Linked DNA regions of Homo sapiens: region 1 is linked to region 2. A link is a loop called in an ENCODE intact Hi-C map of the cell type or tissue named here. Cell type or tissue: heart right ventricle. All regions are shown on one strand. Each heading gives the region's core, and the rest is flanking DNA. Links, peaks and the distances in the headings are about the cores only.

Evidence for each region. A loop is a pair of places that touch in the nucleus more often than their neighbours do. Peaks named below come from ENCODE experiments on the same cell type or tissue, not always from the same donor. Only the 100,000 strongest peaks of a DNase experiment are listed, where the experiment ranks them.
Region 1: it touches region 2 in a loop (2.2-fold over the local background); 3 of 110 quality-filtered maps call a loop at or near these places.

Annotation. Positions count from the first base shown.
Region 1 is chr11:33,611,363-33,619,700 of GRCh38, reverse strand. It overlaps KIAA1549L (KIAA1549 like), which reads right to left. Exons shown (of 21, transcript NM_012194.3): 16 at 1,039-1,168. Among named protein-coding and RNA genes, the nearest start is that of C11orf91, 85 kb to the left of the region's middle. In heart right ventricle, for the core only: no CTCF peak of the experiment used is centred there; no DNase peak of the experiment used is centred there.
Region 2 is chr11:33,667,598-33,675,935 of GRCh38, reverse strand. It overlaps KIAA1549L (KIAA1549 like), which reads right to left. Exons shown (of 21, transcript NM_012194.3): 21 at 1,834-8,063. The coding sequence ends at 7,782. It overlaps LOC105376617 (a long non-coding RNA gene), which reads left to right and starts at 4,949. Exons shown (of 4, transcript XR_007062647.1): 1 at 4,949-5,021; 2 at 6,291-6,412. In heart right ventricle, for the core only: a CTCF peak has its summit at 4,629; no DNase peak of the experiment used is centred there.

The DNA.
Region 1 (8,338 bases), core at 51-8,050, 56 kb after region 2:
ACAAAAGATAAGGGTAACACTACTAACACAAACATCAAGTTTAAATATAAGGAAGGTGATTAGAAATTCAAATTAGGTAGAATATCTCTGTTTTTAATTGGACCATTAAAAAATCCCATTTTAAGGTTTTGTGGCAAAAGATGACTAATCCTGAGGGAGAAAAATATTGTTGCTTTCCAATTAGCATGGTATATTTTAAAAACCAAGTGTCAAACTACAACTTCTTAAATTATAACATAAGTTTATCTAGATATATTTGAATTATAACTCTTATTAAAGAAAAAATTTTATTTGTATTTAGAGAAACATTTTAGGGGAATGGGAAGGAAACACTGTTCACAAACCTAGGTGTAGATTCAAGATCATGTGAAATGCTGGGGCAGGGTGAGGCATTACTGTACCTCTCAGCACAGGACAATTCACCTGAGCTCATGGGTCCAAGGACAAGTCACAGGGTGCAGGGTACCGGAGATGAGGCACCAAATTGCAACTCCTCATCTGGGGAAATCTGACGGGATTAAAATAATTTCTGCAGCTTGGTCACGTCACTGAACATAAGCATGTGCTTTGTCACATGAAATTATCAAACCGCCCTGTTGGACATCTCATTGTTTCCATGGCATACCGAGGAGTTATGAAATCAGGAACAAATCCAGCTTTTCAATATCGCTATGAATTAAAAGAAGCCTGTGTTCAAGTGAATTCTAACCCATGGCCGTGGTCCCTGCTGAATTTCTAAGGACAGAGGGGAAAATAAATTAAGGGCATTTAGAATATCCATTGAGTTTAAAGTCCGTAATGTGCTATTCATAACATGGCACAATTCGGAAATCGTGATCCTTTTAGCAATAATCTGTTACTCTGACACATTCCAAGTAGTCCTACTTTGCAAAATAGGTAATAAAAAAATAGAAAACATTTTAGTGCTTTTTAAAATTCCACAAATATGTGGTAAACCAAAACACAGTGGGATGCCCTATCCCCCTTGCCTTCAGGGGAAAGGAAAGCTTGTATTTACCCAGCCCACCAGAGACTCACATCGTATCCGCTGTTGCGGATTCCACGCCGGGGTCGCTCCCGAGTCACCAGAAGGTCCATCTCGGTTTCCCCTGGACTCGGGCTGTTCAGAGACTGCCGGCTTCTGTAGACAGAGTTCTTCATCTGTTGCCTGAAGAAAATTCAACAACTGTTATGATGCAGCAAATGCCCTGACAGATGGAATTCTCCACTGATCCAAAGTACAGGCAACCAATGAAGGGTTTGGATTTGCCTCACAAATCTCAGAATTGATGGCATTTATTCCCAGGATATAAGGGGCTGTAGAAAGAGTGAAATAAAGATTTTTTTTTTTCCAGATGCTGTAATCATTTGGCTGAATTGTTAAGTGTTCTTTCATATGGAAACTAGGTAACTACAGTCAATTGCAACATTGCAACCTCATTTAAAATTCTGCTGATGGCAAGACCAGGGGTTCTCCCTTGACCCTCTAGGACAGCTAACGCTGATGGGAACAAACTTGCCTTTGTTGACTTTGTTGACTCAGCAACCTCCTGTTCCTTTTACTCTTTCTGGTTTCACACGCAGGATTCTATGATGTGTTAATAAACCCTGTAGCTAGTGGGCTGCTTAACATTATGACTGTGGATAGATTTCTTTTCTGCTATTACCACAGTAGATTTCCTTCCGGACTAAGAAGCCATAAACCCAGATGTAATTTGGGGCTTATCCATTCATCCACCCTCACATCCACCCACCCACCTATCCATCCATCCATCCATCCATCCGTCCATCCGTCCATCCATCCACATCTATCCATCCACCTACCTACCCATCTGTCCATCCGTCCATCCATCCATCCACCCACCTACCTATCCATCCATCCATCCATCCATCCATCCATCCATCCATCCACCGAGGCTTCCATCATTTACCGAATGCCTACTATGTGCCAGGCACCATGGAAGATGATGAACATCCACAGTGAACAAAACAGATTATGGCCCCTCCTCTCCTAGAGATTACATCCTAATGAGAGAGACAGATAATTAACATGGTAATTTCAGAGTGATAAGTGCTATTAAGCTGTGACAAACGGGGACTAGGATGGGAGACAACTTTAGATAGGATGATCAGGGAAGGCCTCTCTGGGGAGGTGACAATTCAGCTGAGTCCTAAGTGGAGCCAGTCACACATTGATCTGGGCACAGAGCATTTCAGGCCCAGGGAGTGGCACATTCAGGGACTCCACTCAGCTACTGCTAAAAAATTCATACATTTGTCACCCCTGTATTGTCTCCACTTGTCATTAGAAAAATCTTTTCAAAGAGTGGGAAGTAAATAGCAACATAGTGAGGAGATTGGCTATGCTTTTCTTCTTCCACAAGAGGTAATTTTACAAGTGGGGGTGAGGCTTATTGGGGACAAGTGAGTTCCACACGATCCTGCAAGGTGGCAAAGGGATAGCACTTCCTTCTCACCCAGCTATAAGTCTCCCTGTGATTAACTTGCATTCTAAGACTATCTATCTTCAGAAAACTCTCCAAACATTCCTTTTTTTTTTTTTTTTTGATAGAATCTCAATCTGTCACCCTGGCTGGAGTGCAGCGGTATAACCTCACTGCAGCCTTGACCTCCTTGGATTAGGTGATCCTTCCATCTCACCCTCCTGAGTAGCTGGGTCTACAGGCACATACCACAAAGCTAGGCTAATTTTTTTGTAATTTTTGTAGAGACAGGGTTTCACCATGTTGCCCAGGCTGGTCTCGAATTCTGGGGCTCAAGAGATCTGCCCACCTCAGCCTCCCAAAGTGCTGCGATTACAGGTGTGAGCCTCCGTGCCCGCCAACACCGCCTATGTAGTGTCTCTATTCTAAGATTCTAGCTATTCATGGGTTGAAGGTGAAGAGACTGTATTATTTCTTCCCAGTGACTATGTGGGAAGCCCCAGAAACCTGGCAGGCTTACACATTTTTTTTCATAGACACACAGTAAGTTAGTCACAGAATTACAATCATACATAGTCTAGGAGAGGCAGTAGAATTCTAAGGCAAAGCATTACCCTTGCCATTAGCCTTGGGAATACAGCAGACACCACTGGTTCTAGACCTTCACCATGAAGAGCTTATACCTGCTCAAAGAGCATCTGTTGCCTTTGCTTGCCTATTACCTGTGATAACCTTCCTTTGGTAAGAGCATCATGATGTCACTTGGGGGCTCCCTTTCCTCCAGGGGTAGGCATGTGATTCAGGCTGGACCAATCCCAGCATCACATCCCCATGGCCACAGTGATGGGTCAGGGGCTGGGCATCTGACCTGAGTTGTTCTGGTGGGACTGAGTCTCAGGGCTTTTGCTAGGGAAACTAGGAAAGAGGCGTTCTCTTGGTATTGGGGTTTCTAAGAAGATAGGATATATGCCAGGAGTTGCTGGCAGCCGGTTTGTCACCATGAGGTAAGAGCCTGCCTGAAAATGGGGGCAGCAGAGAGTGAAAAGAGAGCAAGATCTAACATAGGAGACATCATCTGACCCCTGGATCCAGCCAAGCCGAAGCCTGGACCTTTCAATAATGCTCAATAATATATTCCCCTTTTATTTAACCAGTTTGTGCTGGATTTCCATCATTTGCAGCCCAAAGAAGTCTGACTAACTCTAATAACGGCACTCACAAGCTAATAGTATAAACTGTGCCCTATAGCTATCTGCAATTAGAGGCTTCCTTTAGGGAAGCACAACCTCAGTGAGCTGTTGAAACAATCTGCTCCTAGTGATTCACACCTTCTGCAGACTCGAGAGGAATTCTCATCCTTGACCTAATTACACATCGTTTTTGGGAAAAGGCAGACTTTACAACTGTCTTGAGATTATCAATTAGCCCATTTAGAAAAGATTTACTAATAAGGGTGGTGGTGGAGTAAATACTAAGATTAGCAATTGACACTTAAGTAGGTTATTTTGCAAGTGTTAGAAGTACAATAGCGAGAGTGTGTAAGCCCTGTCAAGAACTGTAAATGTAGGTAAAAGTGTCGACATTGAAGTGTATACCAGTCTACTTTTGTCTCGGAGGCAACATCCCCTTAAAATATACAGCTTAAAGGCTGCTGTTTAACATGGATTTCAATTTCCAGACCACCAATGCAGGCCTGGTGTGCAAGCATCTATGTAAAAATAAATTAGACTCTCAGGTAGAGAAATTACCTGTTTTAATAAGATAGCATCCCATTAGGTATATTCATTTCTTGTTGATATTTTGCTATATACTTTTTAAAGGCAATACATTTTGAAGCATACAAACTTGAGAAGTAAGTTTCTTACCTCTGAAAATACTGCTGGGTGGGTAATGATGAGTTTTACTTGCTGGTTAATCCCAATACAGTTTAAGAAAGTAACTCTCAAATTATGTTCTCTTTCTATGGAACCCTGGGGTTCCACAGAGATGGCCTGGAAAGGACTGAGGAGCGGGAGGAGGCCCAGCTTCCATCAGAGCAACTCCATCTTTATATATTATTACCTTACGTGGGGTTCCCTAGAAGCAGGTTCTAGAATGATTTGAGTGTAAGTCATTTATTTGGGAGGTGGCTCCAGGAAGCACTAGCTGGGGAGTGGGGAAATGACAGAGGGAAGGAAGGAAAATCAATAAAGGGTATGATATGGAGTAGATTTGTGTTTTGGGTAACGGAGGCTCAAGCCCACTGGAAAAGTGTGGGAGACAGTTGTTTTAAAAGGTAGGTTTTATTATTTAGGTATGGCATGGCCAATAGATCAGGACAAGACTGCCATTAAAAATATAGCTTGAGGCCCGGCACTGTGGCTCATGCCTGTAATCCCAGCAATTTGGGAGGCTGAGGCAAGCCAATCAAGAGGTCAGGAGATTGAGACCATCCTGCCCAACATGGTGAAACCCCGTCTCTATTAAAAATACAAAAATTAGCTGGGCGTGGTGGCGCGTGCCTGTAATCCCAGCTACTTGGGAAGCTGAGGCAGGAGAATCACTTGGACCAGGGAGTCAGAGGTTGCAGTGAGCCGAGATAGCGCCACAGCACTCCAGCCTGGCAACAGAGGGAGACTCCATCTCCCCCAGCCCCTACACCAAAAAAAAAAAAAAAAAAAAAAAAAAAAAAATATATATATATATATATATATATATATATATATATATATATATATATATATATCTTGTTACACTCACAGATCCCAAGAGGAGGGAACAGGCCATACCACAGGGGAGTGTGACTAATTTTGATTGAATACTTTTGGCAGATTCTGGGGCACAAGGGCTGTCCTGAGTTGTCTGGTACCTGGCCCTGGGGTAATCAGGGCAGACAGACAGTGACTCAGGGTGGAGAGCCCTGTGAGACCATATAGAGCAGGCAGTTCATGTTTGGCCTCTGCACTGGCTGCTTTGCACATGAAAGGCATGTCTGCCAGTGAGTCCTTTACTAGCCTGGGGAGGACAGTAGCCTGGGAAGGACAGTTTCTCTGGGGTCAGCAAGGCCCCAGATGTCCAAATCATCAAATATAGAAACTAGAAAATGTAGTTATTGCAACAGTGTAACTTACGCTTCCAGTTCCCTTGCCAGGGGTATTTATCCATCAGTTTCCATCTGTTACAAACTGAGGATGCTCCACAGTGTCTTAACTACATGACACTTCTGGTTGGTGGCTGCCGAGAAAAAGCCTTTAAGTTGGAGTCACAGATGCCTGTAGCAAGTAGGATGCTGCTGGCCTGGACAGGCTCAGGGAGAGCTGAGGGCATGGACTGGGGCCGCCAACAGCAACCATCTCAATTATGTTATGTACTTTGTGTCTCTGGGTAAGAGTTTATAATGTAAAAATGAAGTGTTCTGATTTTTTTAAGGCTCTGAAAATGATTTTAAAAGATTTAGTGATGAGTCAACATTTGGAACCTAAACTTTGTCTTTTATTTGATTTAATTTAGGTCTTAAGGTAAAATTCTGGTTACTGATTGATCTAGTTTGGATATTTGTCTCCACCCATATCTCATGTTGAAATGTAATCCCCAGTGTTGGAGGTGGGGCCTGGTGGGAGGTGACTGGATCATGGGGGTGGATCCCTCATGGGTTGGTGCTGTCCCTGTGACAATGAGTTCTCGCGACATCTGGTTGTTTAAGAGTGTATGGCATCTCCCTGCCCCAGATCTCTTTTGCTTCTGCTTTTCCTTCCACCATGAGTAAAAGCTCCTTGAGGCCTAAGAAGATGCTGGTGCTTTGCTTCCACAGCCTGCAGAACTGTGAGCCAATTAAACCTCTTTTCTTTATAAATTACCCAGTCTCCTTTTCAAAAGAAGATATACATGTGGCCAACAAGCATATGAAAAAAGCTCAGTATCACTGATCACAAGAGAAACGCAAATCAAAACCAAAATGAGGTACCATCTCATACCAGTAAGAATGGCTATGATTAAAAAGTCAAAAAATAGTAGATGCTGGTGAGGTTACAGGAAAAAGGGAACTCTTATACACTGTTGGTGGGAGTGTAAATTAGTTCAACCATTGTGGAAAGCAGTATGGCAATTCCTTAAAGAGCTAAGAACAGAACTACCATTTGAGCCAGCAATTCCATTACTATTATATACCCAGAGGAACAGAAATCATTCCACCATAAAGACACATGCATGAGAATGTTCACTGCTGCACTGTTCACAATTGCAAAGATATGGAATCAACCTAAATGCCCATAAATGACAGACTGGATGAAAAAAAATGTGATACATATACACCATGGAATACTATACAGCCATAATAAAGAACAAGATCATGTCTTTTGCAGAAACATGGATGGAGTTGGAGGCTATTATCCTTAGCAAACTAATACAGGAACAGAAAACCAAATACCATATGTTCTCACTTATAAGTGGGTGCTAAATGATGAGAATTCATGAATATAAATGGAACAACCGACACTGGGGTATACTTCAGGGTGTAGGGTAAAAGGAGGGAGAGGGCAGAAAAAATAATTATTGGCTAATAGGTTTAATACCTGAGTGATGAAATAATCCATACAACCAACCCCATGACAGAAGTTTATCGATATAACAAACCTGCACATGTAACTTCAAACCTAAAAGAAAAGAAAAAAAAAAAAAACTACCCAGTCTCAGGTATTTTTTATAGCAATGCAAGAATGGTTGGCTGGGCGCAGTGGCTCACGCCTGTAATCCCAGCACTCTGGAAGGCCAAGGCAGGAGGACTGCTTGAGCCCAGGAGTTTGAGACCAGCCTGAGCAACATGGCAAAACCCCATCTCTACAAAAATAAAAAAATAAAAAGAGACTGGCCTAATACACTGATGCTACCTCTGGACTAGAGCATGATTCCTTCACTTGTCCTGCTGTGGCTTGGTCACTGAAAGCAGAACCTCTGGAGGGTTATACTGTGAACAGTAATTAACAGGTAACTCTAACCTGTGATAGCAGATAAACAGTCAGCAGTCTCTGGAGTCAACAGCAGAGTGTGTCAAGAATAATACCTCTGAGCTTACCGAGGTTGTCACTCTCTTTTTTCTGTCTGTCCCTCCCCATTCTCATCTCTGGCTGATCCTCTCTCCATTCCTATTCCTAGCTCACCCAGTTTATGGCTCTCCATTATTTTCCCCTTAACTGGTCAAAAATGTTTTAAAAGTTGTTTTTGGTGCTTTATGATCATGAAACCATTTATTCAATGAACATTTGCTGAGAATTAGCTACAATACACGTGGCATTAGCAGGTCATCAAAAGGCCCCAAGAATCTGGCCTGCACCTGTGCTAGGCAGAGGTGATGCCTCTCTACAGAAACAAGTTTGGTTCATTCTTCATTCATTCTCTTTTCATAAAAAGCCTTAACTGAAATTTTTGTTTCTCAAGTAACTTCCTAAGTTTCTTTAATTTGTACATGAAAATGATTATGTTAACACAATTCATAAAATTTAGCCCCACCTCTCACCTTGATTTCGTGGCTTTGATTCATTTTCCCTGAGTGTCAGCATGAAATCCAGGAAAAACAGCTCCCATCCCAGCTCCTATCCCAAAGACCACTGAAGTAAAACTCCCTGAAGTACAAAATAAAAGCTAAAGAACCAATCAGCCTCCCTATAAACTCCCCAACTTTTTTCTTTTTTTTCTACAGGTATTAACACAGTGACACATGCATTGTGAACCCTGTCATGGTGTGATTTGATATCAATAGCTTGTCATACCAACAAAGCCTAATTAGAAGCATGGTAAATTAAGCACTGGTTGAGAATTTCCTCTTTTCTTTATTGAAAATAAATTATGTTGATCCAATTCATAAAATTCAGCCCCACCTCCCAGCTTGATTCTGTGGCTTTGATCCAAGCCTGTCACAA
Region 2 (8,338 bases), core at 240-8,239:
ACCATAAACTGGATGGTAACTTATTTCTCACAGTTCTAATCTGGGAAGTCCAAATTCAAGGTACCAGCAGATTTGGTGTCTGTGAGGACCCGCTTCCTGGTTCATAGATGGCAGAAGAGATGAGGGGTCTCTTTGGGGCCTTTATTACATATAACAGCACTAATCTCATTAATGAAGGTTCATGACCTAATCAACTCCCAAAGACCCCACCTCCAGATACCTTCACATTGGGGATTAGGTTTTAAGACATGAACTGGGGAGTGGGGGTGACACAAACATGCAGTCTGTAGCACCTACTACTCATCCGTGTACACTTTACCAGTGGTTGACCCTCAACGATGTTTCCATTACTTGGTTCCACACTCCTTCGTAGGCACATTCTTTCTGGTTTCTAGTGGCCAGCAGAGCTCATGAGTTGGATGCATGACATTTACTCAGAAGTCTACAGAATGTCCTTTGGAAGAAGTATGTTCTCCTGTTTATGATGGAGACTTAGCAAGGCGAAGCTGGGCTTGCAATATGCCTTTTCCAGCTTCCTGTGCCTGTGTCTGCCTCCTACTCCTGGTACTGACATAGGCACCACCACTTCCTTTTACTTGATTATTTCATTTGCCTTGAAAGCCAAGAGCAACCAGGGTCCAGGAGGAAGGAAAAAAAATGGAAGAGTAGGGAACCCATCAGTTCTTGGACCTACTTGTACTATTCTCTGCAATGGCCTTCACCCCACGGTGAGCCTCACAAAAAGCATTTCATAGGGGCTCCAAGTTTATTTCTCACTGTAGCAAGATAGTGGCTTTGGAAATGTCTTTTGTGCGTATTTGAGTCCTCTTTACAGAGAAGCAGAGAGTGGAGTAAAAAAGTTGCTCCTCCAGTCTCTTAAGTACTTTCTAAGTACATGGAGAGAACTGGAGCAAATTAGGCTTCAGTGAGAAGCAGCACCATGTTGCTGCCCAAGCTCAATGGATCCATAAGAGTCCCAGGGTTGTGACTGACCACCAGGGCACAGGGATGCCTCAGAAATTGGTTGGTTTGTCTGTTTTCATTACAAGAGACAGGCTTTCTTACCTTTGAAATCTCCTTGGCCTCAAGGCCACTTCTTACTCAATATTCTGCCTTCTTAAAACTTTGCTTTGAATATGGTCCATCATGGCCTCTCTGAGTCTTGACCACCCAATTTCAACATCTACTGATAACAGACTCTGTCTCTTGGTATTTCCTAGAGAGAGAATCCAGTTGGCCTAGCCCATGTGTTGAGCCACATTTTTGTGGCTGGTCAGCCTGTGAGCTTGTGACTCCTGGGTCGATATCTCTCCTGTCCAATAGGCGGAAGCCAGAGGGCAGAGCAGGCGGCACCACATATGTTCTCTGGATAGGGCTGAACATAAGGCAGGCATCAGGACTGCTGGGACTCACATAGGGTAGGACAGATGGGTGGTCTGGGGAGCTGGTGTCCCATACCACTGTCATTCTTGGACTCCTTGGGAGCCACTGACCTGGATGAGACTTCTTTATGCTCTGAGAATGGCACCTAAGTGGACATTGGCTTCTTCTCCCTTGGGTCCTGTTGGCCCCAGGAATACATCTTTCTTTAGCTGCTAAGTCATGGGTAGGCTGAAACTGCTTCTCTGAGGCCTGTGGATGGCCAGGGGTGAGCATTTTTTTGGCCCATGAGCTCATCACCCAAGCTGGGATGGCTCCTGAGACCACACTGGAATGTGGTCTCCAGGACTGGAATGGCTCTTTAGCAACCCCCAACAGGCACTGTTTTGTGGCTGGCTTGTGAAAGGGATTCCATCTCACCATCTGGAGGAGGTAGAATGAGAAACAGGCAGGTTTTGGGGTATGAAAGCCTTTGTCATTTTATTTTACAATAAAAAATTCTAACAGCATATGAACACTCTGTTCCCGGCAGAGGCTAAGGACGTACAAAGTTCATTAGAAAGCGAAGCATTAAAATAACAACAGCTACATTCAAAGCTTCTGCTCAGTACTTTGCCCAATGTGTCTAATATGGTTTTAAAGACTCACCGGTTGGGGTTTTTCACCCAGAGTTAAAGCACATGTACAAGTACTTACATATCCTCCAAATCATAGACAACAAGGACAATAACAGCAACTCCAGATGAGGCTAGATCTTGTGGGCAATTTCAAATTTAGGAATTTCTTTATTTTTCCTTGGCAAAACATGGTGTCATGGAACATGTGACTGTATAAATTAATTCAGCAGATAGGAGGAGCTAAAATATTTTCCTGGATAAAACCGAATTACAAAACTAATAATTTAGTAAGAATGGCTTCAAGTGCTTGTCAAGCCATTTTCAGATACATTATGCATGTGCTCCTCAAAATCACCATGGGAAGTACAGAGGGTCTTATACTCATTTGACAGATGAGGAATCAGAGACCAGTTTAAAGTGAGTTGATCAAGGTCTAGGATATTTATACCTTTTTCACAATTTCCAGTCCATTCATATGCCTCTGATTCTGTTTGATACAAATCTTTTCTCAGTTTGTGTGTGAGATGGGGGCGTGTTTAAACATAAGGAAGAAATGAGGAGAAATAAGATGGGGCCACAGTAATTTATGTAAAATATGTTGATGGCCTCTCTCCATAATTTGCAAAAGTCTGACCAAAGTCAGAGAATGAAAACGATCAATTTTTAGATTTCACTTATAATGGCTCTCACTGAAGTATGGTTTGACCAATGGAGACAGATTCTGCCATATCACAAACTTCCCATTTTTTTTAAACCTGCAGAATCAGAGCAACTGCATATCTTCTAAAGTAATGTGTGTGTGGCACAATTATATTTCCTAAATATTCCTTCTCAGAAACACCTTACATTTTAGCATTTACCACAGGCTAGGATTCTGTAACAGTTCACCTAAGAAATCAAGAGGCCTTTCAATTCTCAGGACACTAAGTTATTATATTCAGAAGGTCACAGCCAAAAAATAATGTAAGTTTCACTTGAAACCAATTTTGTTTCAAAAGACTCTGTTGAGGGGCTCATTGGTTTTCTTATCCATGCAAGTGTGTGGCCGTGAGCCACATTAGTAGCACCTGAGCTAAGATCATGCAATTCAATTTACAAGTATTTATTGTCTGCTGAGCAAGACATTGTGCTAACTGGGCCTTGTTCAGAAATCGCTTCCTAGACCCAGCGGCTGTATCAATAACTGGTGGTGGGGTGAGAAGTGGCTGGGGCAGCTCTGGCCAGTCTAGCAGAGTTTCAAGTGTGTGCACCCTCACCTGATGTGCAAGTGAAGATGCCCCTTTTCTCTGTGTGGTAGTATCCAGGGGACTGCTCTCCGAGTGCTGGCTGCTGCGTGGCATGGCATCCCAGGAGTACTAGTCAGTTCCAGTGTGTAGTAGGTTCTTTTTGAAGGTCTTGCCCACTCATGCTCCTTCTTCTGGGTACCAGCCCCCAATAAAAGTCCCTGCTGAAAGGGTCAGTCCATGGGGCCATGCTTAAATGACACGGCCCTGCCTCCTTGGTAACAGGTGATTGGACAGGCACCTGACCCCAGGGTGGCTCACCCATAGGCAGATGAACTAAACCAATCAGATCCTCAAAAATTTGCCTTAGGCATCACAGAGATGCTAGTCAGAGCGTGGTGGGTACTGAAAAGGAAAGGTTGTGTGGAGTGGGTTCTTGAGGGGTGGATTTTTCAGCTACATATGCACTAATGAGAAAGCTGGTTGGCCAGGAGAAGCAAGAGAACCAGGCAGATAGATAGGCAGAGGGAAACAGAGAAGAAAGTCCATGAGGACAGAGAATGTGAGAGCAAGAGCAAAGGTAGCTGTCTCCATCCCTTTCCTGTAGGGGAGCCGTGTTCTGTGTTTGTGAAATGTCCCTCTATTCTTTCAGCCAACACCTGCACTTCAAGTGTGAAAGGGTTTCTAGTCCTTGCAAAACTCCTTGCCTGGAACACCTTTGAGGTTGGACTGAATGGCAGAATTTAATTTCCAACACTTAGACCCCAGTCAGTCCCTACTCCAAGCTAAATGACACTCTTTCCTTAAGAGTATTTGGATGTAGTTTGTAAATAAAATCCAAATTATTTTCTGGTGTGTGATAAGAGGAATTTAGGATTAAGTACAAATCCTGTTTTTAAACTTTTAAGACAGTATCTGTTATATTATTCATTAAATGTTGAGCACCTGTGTGCTATGTAGAAAAAAAGGAAACTCGTTTATATGTAATCAATGTTTAAATCTTTTGATCCATTTCTCTAATTTCTGCCTGTTAGAAAAAGCATCTCTATTAGTTAAATTCCTCACCTCCTCCATTCTACATTCTCTCTCCGAAGTAGGGTGTGTGTGTGTGTGTGTGTGTGTGTGTGTGTGTGTTTTAATCACAGATCTATTTCCTTTCTTCCATCAAGATTACTCAGACATTACATGTCCTTCTGCTGAGTGAGTTCTTAAATTAACAAACTCACAATAAAACTTCTCCTGGGACCAGGGAATTGATTCTTACATAATCTACCCTGAAAGAGGAAACTCCTTGCTCTGTAGGTAACAGCTGCCATCTTATTATGCACAAGCCTCAGATCATAGGTCTCAAGCCACACAATGGACCTTTACTGCACCTCCCCTGATGCAGAGCATGGACTCTGCTGCCTCACAGTGACACAAAGTCAAGGGCCTCCCTGCCTGCCTGTTGGGATCCTTGGTGCTGAGACAGGAATGCACCCCCACAGTCTAGAACAGCAGTTGAGGTCTCCGTTTCCTTGATGGTACTCTTTCTGGAAAAAGCCAAAATGCATTTCTTTTTCATGAATGCAGAAAACTCATATCAAAACCAGCACTGAAAACTATTTATTATGCCACAAATGCATCATCCTCTATACACTGTATCTGAAGTTCGTTATATACTCAATCATCTTTTTTCTTGGCAAGAACATTATGGAGTTCTTCATATGACCCTTATCTTTTTTTTAAACCTCTAGGCACAGCTAAAGAAATGTGTTACTGACAAGCCTGCAGGCCACATGGCGAGATGGAAAGCAAGCAGGTTCGTGAACCAGGAGGTTGGGACTGAATCACTGGGCCAGTCACTCCACTTCGTGGTACTTCTGCTTCCTCCTCCAAGGTCAACCAAGGTCCTTTTGTGGCTTCTGTGACTATCTAGAGGGTTCTGATGAACAGGGTGTTTGTTCATTGCTGCCTCCTCAGGGCTCTCTGGGAACCTTATTTCAATTCCTTGAGGCACTTTTGACCATCTCTTAGAGTCAGCTGTCCAGTCATCTCTCTCACCTCTATGAGGTTAGGAGATTCTTCAGGGAAGGGACCACATCTCACTCACAGAAAATCTGACCAGAGTGGCTCTGTCTCCCCATGAGTGGGATAACATGAACAGACTGATTTCTTTCCAACTTAAGGTTTTCCTCTCATCTATTAATACTATTCTTGAACCCATGGTGTCTAGTTTAAGACAGTATCTGATTTAGCATGCTATCTTTTTAGTCGTCTCAGTTGACTCACTCAGTATTTCCTGGGGCTCTGTAAAGACCACAGTGATTTGTGACTCCACCCTCTTAGCACTCTGGAGCCATAGCTCTGCAAACTGTAGACTCAGTCTCTGTAAGTCATTGAAACAGCCAAATTTCAGACACTGTCTTCTGAAACATTTACGTATACTTCAATTACAGTAAGATCTTGAAACATCATTTTCACATACAGTATTTCCAGGCATTTACCAAGTAGACAAAGTACTGGTTGATATCATTGCACTAATGAAATATTATTATTGATAAAGCAGGACAATGTAGCTGATTTTATCAGACTCATACCATTTGCATGAACAGGCTGAGTTTCTTTGGCTCTTTGTTCATTCAAGTGCATTGAATGCCTATGTGGATAGACGTAGGCATTGTGTTAACCTGTCAATAAAATCTCGCACTGTCCACAGTGTTTTGCAAACTGATTTAGGTTTTGGACTACAACAACTGGCCATTGATAGAAATATACCATATATACACACGGGAATTACAAAAATACATTTTATTTATAGCTGATTTCCTTTTTAAGTAACAAAACACTAACACTATGAAAGATCAACCAGCATACTAAAAGGACACTACCTATTATCATCCGAACAAGAGACTTGTTTGAAGGTTCCATGACACATCATCTCTGAACATTCCAGAAAGGGCAGTTTGCCATTGGAAAATATAAACAACTTCTTTGAAAAGTCTGTGCATTGACAGTTTGAACCTCCCCTTCTAATCAGTTCCATTTCTAGTCTTCTCTCAACTTTTAAATTTCTACTATCTTCTTTCAGTAAAGACCAAAGAAACTCGTTGAGGACAATGGAAGATGGGCTCAGAAGAAAATGGATACAGCTGAAGCTAGATGGGTCATGGGTGAAAGCAGGACAGGACCTCATTCTCCAACAGATACCAAGTAAGCCCCCAACACTGCACAGGCTGCCACACTTGGCGAGGGAACCAGAGTCCCCAATCTCCCTGCTACACAAAGTCAGTAGCTGTTTTGCTTGCATTGATGGGTAGGCAGCGGCTGGTGCCTCAGTGCCGTGAGGCGATGTCCTCTACCCACAGCTCTGGAAGCCAACTCACCATGCCAGGGAGGGCAACTTGCAACATCATGGTCACAAAGTGGCCACCCTACCATTTCAGCAAATGTCTTCCTATGTCCATTAACTAGGGGGAACTGGCTAACTCCATACGCTTTTTAAAAGGTTATTTACATTTAAATGAAATTCAACAGCTTTTCTACATTCAGAAGCTTCTATAAACAGAGGCTGCGGCCTGGGAAGACTGTGGTTCTACCACTCCTGTTTCTAACAGGAATCAAGTACTATTTCCTTTTGTACCACTCAGCAGCACACACTGGACATCATTGTTGAAGAGACAGAGATTTTCTTGTAAAAGTTGATGTATCTATTATCCCAAGAAAAAGAGAAGCTCCATTCTCAGGCCACCTTCAAAACAAGGCAAAGAAAAACCTTCACAAATAACTGTGTTTCTTTTGTAGGATCCTAAAAGCTCTTAGCACCGATTCTCTTTCAGTTAGATCCTAACTTGTAGGGGACTTTTATTTCCAAAATGGCAACACCTTTTAAAAAATCTGTCAACGCAAATCCACCATTCCCTCTCATCTTCTCTCTTTCTTGGCCTTTGTTTAATTGACGAGGGAAACAAAGAATCAGGTCTATTTATAGGCACAGCCATTGGTACTGACTTTCATCCAGTTCATTTGACTTTGAATATGAACCTAAAAAAAAGGGGCTCAGGTTTCTTGGCTGGAGTCAGTGTCTCCCTTACAAACTGATTTTAATGCGCACGGTCATGGTTGAATGAGAATACAGTCTGGTGCTTAATCCACACTCCTGCATTGCCTTTAACACAGAAACAGAGTTAACATGCAGAGGTCACCGAAGATAAGAGCTACATTCTCCCGCTTCCGGTGATTTATTAAAATGTGGCATTGGATAGGAATCTGTAGATTAGCTAGTGCCTCTTGTGACTAAGCTTCCATAGGGCACATGCCCAAAGTTCAAACATTTGACATGAGAGAGTATCAAACATAAGGCCCCAAGCCAGGGACTTGACCCACAATCAGTTGGATGAGCCAAGAATCTAGTCGTTCAAGAGTTTCCTGTTCCCAGAAGCCCCATAGTTCACCTTTTCAGAAATGGAGGGTGAGAAAGACTCACCCATTGCTATGTCTCAAGTCCTAACACGTAGGCATGGGAAACCCAAAGGCTGAGTCCTCAGAGTTTGGAAGTCCAGAGTCCCACGGGGCTAAGGCGTTAGACCTGGAACTCAAACATGTCTGTCTGTTTTTTGGCCAGCTTGGCCACCTCCTCCCGGATGGCCTTCACAAGGGCCGCAGTGGAGATGTTGGTCAGGGGAGCGTCAGACGGGTCGTTTTCTGCCAGGCTCTGCTGCGAGGCCGCTGTGGAGGGCGCCGGGGCCTGCTCCAGGCTGGGGTGCAGGTTGGCTGGCTGGCTGTACTGACGAGGAAGCCTGGAGGGAGAGCTCTGGGGGTACCGTGATCGGGGGTAGGCCTCGATGTACCCTGGGAGGGGCACCTGCAGAGGGCGTGGGGAGAGAAGGACAGGGCCTGGCATGAGGAAGGAGCTCAAGTCACAGGACACACTTGACACTGGAAGCAGGAGGGGGCTGAGGACATGGAAGAGAACTTAGAAGAAAATGGAAGCCACATACCATTGTATAGATATAAAACTCAGAGTCAGTTTGTTTAGAAAATAGGTAATTTCGGTGGCTCACGCCTGTAATCCCGGCACTTTGGAAGTCCGAGGTGGACGGCTCATGAGGTCAGGAGATCAAGACCATCCTGGCTAAA